2 separate regions of the Homo sapiens genome follow, and region 2 is linked to region 1. Evidence: chromatin loops called from intact Hi-C (ENCODE). Cell type or tissue: PC-9. All regions are shown on one strand. Each heading gives the region's core, and the rest is flanking DNA. Links, peaks and the distances in the headings are about the cores only. Region 1 overlaps CRACDL (CRACD like). Region 2 overlaps LOC107985922 (a long non-coding RNA gene).

Evidence for each region. Hi-C counts contacts between places; a loop is a spot of excess contacts. Peaks named below come from ENCODE experiments on the same cell type or tissue, not always from the same donor. Only the 100,000 strongest peaks of a DNase experiment are listed, where the experiment ranks them.
Region 2: it touches region 1 in a loop (7-fold over the local background); 3 of 110 quality-filtered maps call a loop at or near these places.

The regions. Positions count from the first base shown.
Region 1 is chr2:98,908,105-98,911,018 of GRCh38, forward strand. All of the region lies in intron 1 of CRACDL (CRACD like), which reads right to left. Among named protein-coding and RNA genes, the nearest start is that of CRACDL, 27 kb to the right of the region's middle. RefSeq lists an enhancer at 1,556-2,055. In PC-9, for the core only: no CTCF peak of the experiment used is centred there; a DNase peak (open chromatin) is centred at 1,557.
Region 2 is chr2:98,735,063-98,737,976 of GRCh38, forward strand. All of the region lies in intron 1 of LOC107985922 (a long non-coding RNA gene), which reads left to right. Among named protein-coding and RNA genes, the nearest start is that of MGAT4A, 5.4 kb to the left of the region's middle. In PC-9, for the core only: no CTCF peak of the experiment used is centred there; a DNase peak (open chromatin) is centred at 1,569; H3K27ac peaks cover 1,064 bases.

The sequences.
Region 1 (2,914 bases), core at 299-2,798:
TTTTTCTGGCCCAGCCCAGCCACTCCGTAGCAGGAGCTGCCAGTACCCTGGAGCTCCTTTCATGTTCAAAGCTGTAACCAGTAGACGGACTGGCTGTCTCAACTGGGAGGCAAGCCACAAGAACAGAAGAGCCTAAATGTGTGGCCTAGAGAGAGCTCCGAGGTCACCCTCAGGTAGGGCATCTCTTCCAGACAATTCCAAAATCTCAGCTGTGGGACAGGAATGGGTCCCACACCGCCTCTCTTGCACATGCCATTCCATGTCAACCCTCCAGCAAAAGTTATTTACCTGGCAAATGCCTGCCCTGTCCCTGCAGTGAGTAGTCTGGCAGGGGAGAGGCTAGCCATCCTTCCTGGCCACACAGCTGGATGGCTCCACAGTTTCTCCCATCCCACAGCCTGTGGATAGCCTGTCGACCCAACAGCTTGGAAGTGAACAGAAAGATTTTATCAGCCCAAACAAAAACCCAAAGCCAAACTCACTCTATTGCTGCAAATGCCTATCAGGCAGATAAACTCCATTAAGGTCTGTCCCCTCCCTTCCCTGGTACAAGCTGCCACTTGCCCTGGACAACAGACCAAGGCTCGGGTTTCCAAGGTGGCTTACAGTCCAATGACCTTCCCCTCTCTGGTGTTGCCTCCATCAGTGGTGCAACGACATTCAGAGTCTACCGAAGGCTGGGACCTACACTTGGGAAGTGGAGTGAGCCTCACAATTTCCACTAAAAGTCCATCTGTACAGAAATAAATTTCATTCATACCTCATCTGTTTTCTCTCAGCCTAGCCAGAGTCCCTATATTTATTTGTATCAGTAAATTTGCACAGCCAGAATAATCCTAAAGGTTCAGAGGTCTACACACGGAAAAAGCCCACTGCCCCAAACTTGTCTTGCCCAGCCCCGTGTTTAAAAGCTTCATGCAAACACTGAGAGTACAGGATGTATAAATGCGTCCTGAGTTTAAGCCTCACACAGTGAATCAGCATCTCAGCAGCTCTGCTTCCTCTGAGACTCTGGGGAGGTTTCTTCAGTGAAAATTCAGAAGAGATTGGCAGAAAGCTGTCAAGCGATTGCTATGTATGGTTTCTCTGCACATCAGGAGATTCATGAGCCCTAGATAGCAACAGCAGATTCTTAACTGTCCCTTATGATATTTGCATTTGATTCCCAGTGCTTCTCAAGGGGAACTTATTTGTTCACAAAATTGCTTTCTTTATTTTGGTTCAACTTGCTTCTGGTTTACACATAAAAACTGCGATGTCACTGCTGTAACTTATAAGAAGGGGTGAGCAGGTTCAGGAAAACCCTTATTACAAATCTGAGAAAGCAGTTATGATTACGAGATAAGGATGCAATCCCAGGGGAGGTTCTAAATGTTTCCATGTAATCTGGACCCAAGCAACCGTCGTCAAACCACTGTTCATGAAATCTGTGGGTGCAAACAAATTGAGCTGTCAGGCTGCAGGACGCGAGCAAACACTGGCCAGGCAAATGGCATTTCCTCCCTCCAGCACATTTCTGCTGCTGACCCGCCTGCTCTAAGGCCCACTGAAACCTGACACCCAGACCAGCTGGCCTCTCCAGGGAACGGGCCTGGCACCAAACGCTCCATCTGTTAGCACACCTCAAGCCACCTGGCCACTTTGCTCTTTTTCCCTGGTTCCCTTACAGGCAGGAGAATCTTGTTCCTCTGCCACCTGTAAACTCACAGAGCCTGTCTCGAGGTACAAAGCCCATAAGTGAGAGTGGCAGAGGGCCAGCAGAGTAGCTACGGAAGCCAACAACAAAAGGAATGGGTAGCGGGGCTTGGGCCGCTTTCAAAAAGGGGAAACTTAATTCTGAAGCAGGAAATGGCTGCATTTTGCCCCGATTCCCACCCCTCCGGATTAGTACATCATGAGTAGTCAGTAACGCCATCTCTCCCACATCGCACTTTCCCTATAACTTGGCACCACTTCCCACCTCGGAAGGATGGCTCTGTCTCCTCCTCCAGCTGCTCCTACCTGCAGGAAGCCGATTTCAGAGACCTCTTACCAAGGGGGCTGTGAGCTGGGATGCACCCTCAGGCAGGACCTCCCACTTCCCCATTGAGAAGAGGAGACTGTCTCACCTCTGAAAACTAAGAAGCTCCTTGAGGCCAGGTGTGGTGGCTCACACCTGTAATCCCAGCACTTTGGGAGGCCAAGGCGGGTGAATCACCTGAGGCCAGGAGTTCGAGACCAGCCTGACCAACGTGGTGAAACCCCGTCTCTACTAAAAATACAAAAAATTAGCTGGGCATGGTGGTGCATGCCTGTAATCCCAGCTACTTGGGAGGCTGAAGCAGGAGAATCACTTGAACCTGGGAGGTGGAGGTTGCAGTGAGCCAAGATCACGTCACTACACTCCAGCCTGGGCAACACAGCAAGACTCTGTCTCAAAATAAATAAATAAATAAATAAATAAATAAATAAATAAATAAATAATGCTCCTTGTTTCCCAGCCACTGTTTTGAGGATCCCCCAAAACCAGAGTCTGCTCTGCTCACAATGACAACCGTTTCTACAAAAGAAGGAGGAGCCTCAAAGCCGAGAGAGTGGGAGTTGGAGTGTTCCCTCCCTCCACACCCACCTGCCATCAGAGCTCAGGGTTGCAGTTCACCAGGCCTAGCTCCATTCACCTGCTGGTGGCCTCGGCCAGGGTTTGCCCTGACAGGGCCCATTTCCTTTTCTGCAAAGTGGAGCCAATAATGTGGTGCCTCCTCTTACGGGTGACAGGAGGATTAAATGAGGCGATGTAAATAAGGTGTTGAGCTCAAGGTTGCAGGGAATTACCACTCAGTAAAAGAGGGGCTGTTCTGGGCTTAGCTTCCAGTGAGTTTGCTGGGCACAGAGAATCAGAAAGATCTAAGACACCTTTATTTTTAAAGGGAGGCTG
Region 2 (2,914 bases), core at 286-2,785, 170 kb before region 1:
ACAAACGCACAGTTCTGGGACAGCCGATAGGATTAAGCCATCTGGGGGCAAGGAAGCCTTCCTGGAAGTGATATCTGAGCTAAAAGCAGAGTACACACAGGGAGTGAATCTTTTCCTTTTATCTCTTTGATGGTAAATGGCTGTTGGTGGGGCCATGCCTATAGCAGTCAGCTTCTAAGAATTCAAGCACATAATCTCTAGTTTTCTTTTCTACCCCAGCCCCCTCCATGCATTAACAATCAAGCTTGCATTATTTATGAATATTTATAAAGATTGTGTTTTCTGGCTTCTTGGCTACTAGCTCTAGTGAGATTCTTTCCCCGACCCAGTGTAAAGCCTGCTAGAGGAATCACATCAGGAGGTTCTCCCTGGCTTTTTATTTTATTTTTATTTTATTTTATTTTATTTTATTTTATTTTATTTTATTTTATCTTATTTTATTTTATTTTGAGATGGAGTTTTGCTCCTGTTGCCCAGGCTGGAGTGCAATGGCGCAGTCTTGGCTCACCGCAACCTCTGCCTCCCGGGTTCAAGTGATTCTCCTGCCTCAGCCTCCCAAATAGTTGGGATTGCAGGCATGTGCCACCATGTCCAGCTAATTTTGTATTTTTAGTAGAGATGGGGTTTCTCCATGTTGGTCAGGCTGGTTTCAAACTCCCGACCTCAGGTGATCTGCCCACCTCGGCCTCCCAAAGTGCTGGGATTATGGGTGTGAGCCACCGCGCTCGGACCTCCCTGGCTTTTTTAAATGTATATGCACAAACGGTAGGAGACCTCTCCATTGTAATTGATCAACAGTGCACTCAATCACTTTCATCCAGAAACTAGATAAACTGGGACCAAGGTGAACAGTGTAGAGTCTATTAACTCTTTGTTAGATGCAGAGTGTTTCAGACACAGCATACAAACTATTTCTGTTGTATAATCAGACAGGGCACGGGAGGCCCAAGAAATTAAGGAGAGAAAATTCAAACAGAACCAACCACTGTGTATATTCAACTCTAGGTGGATGTTAAGTTTCATCCAGATGAAAGACCTTAGATTTCTAACAGAACTGAATTATTATTTTTTTATTTTTATTTTTTGAGACAGGGTTTCACACCCATCACCCAGGCTGGAGTGCAGTGGTGTGATTTCAGCTCACTGCAAGCTCCATGTCCCAGGCTCAGTGATTCTCTTGCCTCAGCCTCCCAAGTAGCTGGGACTACAGGCACACACCACCATGCTTGGCTAACTTTTGTATTTTTTGTAAAGACAGGGTTTTGTCATGTTGCCCAGGCTGGTCTTGAACTCCTGAGTTCAGGTGATATGCCCACCTTGGCCTCCCAAAGTGCTGAGATTACAGGTGTGAGCCACTGTGCCCAGCAAAATTATTCTTATTTTTAAATTTTTATTCTTCCCCCCACACCTTTGCCCAAAGAGAGAACCCTTGAAAGATGCCTTTTCTATTTCACTTTCATACCACTGGGGAAGATGTTATCTATCAAGTGACTCATACAAATGTCAGGTTGTGTGGCTACACAATTATGAAATTGTAAGTGTTTACCATGCTTAAGTGTTGTGGCTGTTGGTATTTACATAATGTACACAAGGCATTCCTAAAATTTTTACAGAAAACTCTAGAGAATCCAACCTGTCTTAGTGGGGGACAGGCTACCCTGCATGCATTGTTAGAACAAACAACAATGCTGAGTGGCAGCAAAAGTCTCTGTCAAGATGGTTTAGAAAGCTTGAAGGGATCACCCCTCCCTTGTAAGGGATGTAGCCGCATCGTTCAAGCTGACTCACTTATTTTCATTATATTCAATGTATACTCAGAAGACACAGTGGAAGAGAATTGTGTGCCAGACAATTACAGAGCTTTGGAGATTTTTTTCTTTTCTTTTTCTTCTTTTATAAATTTGGTACTTGTAAAAGTTACTGGATGAACAGCCCTGTATCTGAAATCTGCCCATGCATAAAACCAATTCAAGCAATTCAACTGTGCTACTCTATCAGTACCTTTCAAAGAGAATAAAAATCTTTGTTCACATCAAACATCCAGTACCCTGACTGCCAATTGTTGGAGTTATGGGTATCTGGAAAACAGAGTCTATGCTACCTTGTCATGGCCTCGGATGTTTCTTTATCCTCTTTTAGGGCAACTGACCATATCCCTACAAGTAGGTGTTTGTGAAAGCCAGAGTCCAGTCAAGAAAAAAAGGTGGAGGGGGCCAGGCATGGTGGCCCATGCGTGTAATCCCAGCACTTTGGGAGACCAAGGCAGGCAGGTCAGTTGAGGTCAGGAGTTCAAGAACAGCCTGGCCAACATGGTGAAACCCCACCTCTACTAAAAGTACATAATTAACTGGGCATGGTGGCACGCGCGTGTAATCCCAGCTACTCAGGAGGCTGAGTCAAGAGAATCGTTTGAACCCAGGAGGCGGAGGTTGCAGTGAGCCAAGATTGCACCATTGCACCCCAGCCTGGCAACAAGAGCGAAACTCCATCTCAAAAAAACAAAAAGCATATTAGGCATCATTTCAAGCCAAACCAGAAGCTGGTCCTGGAAACATGAGGGAATGGAGAACTATAAGCCTCTCAGATCTTTCAGGTCAAGTGGGATTTATACGGATTCTAGAAAACACCTCTCTTATTTACATTGTTCTTAAAAGAGACCATTCACGTGTCTCATGGCAGCCATCAGGACAGTATCACTGGTAAAGAGAGACTACTCTATCAGTGCCTCTGTGTTGAGCTCTCATCACGTGATCAGCTGTCTGAAAGACAGAAGTGTAAAATGTGGTCTTGGCCTTCAAGGAGTTTACAGTCTGGTTGGAGGAAAACCCAAGACCCGCCTCTTCTCATGCCTGCTCGCCTCTAACCTCTGGCCCTCAAGCTGAGCCATTCCCCCTTCTATGCTGTGACACACACA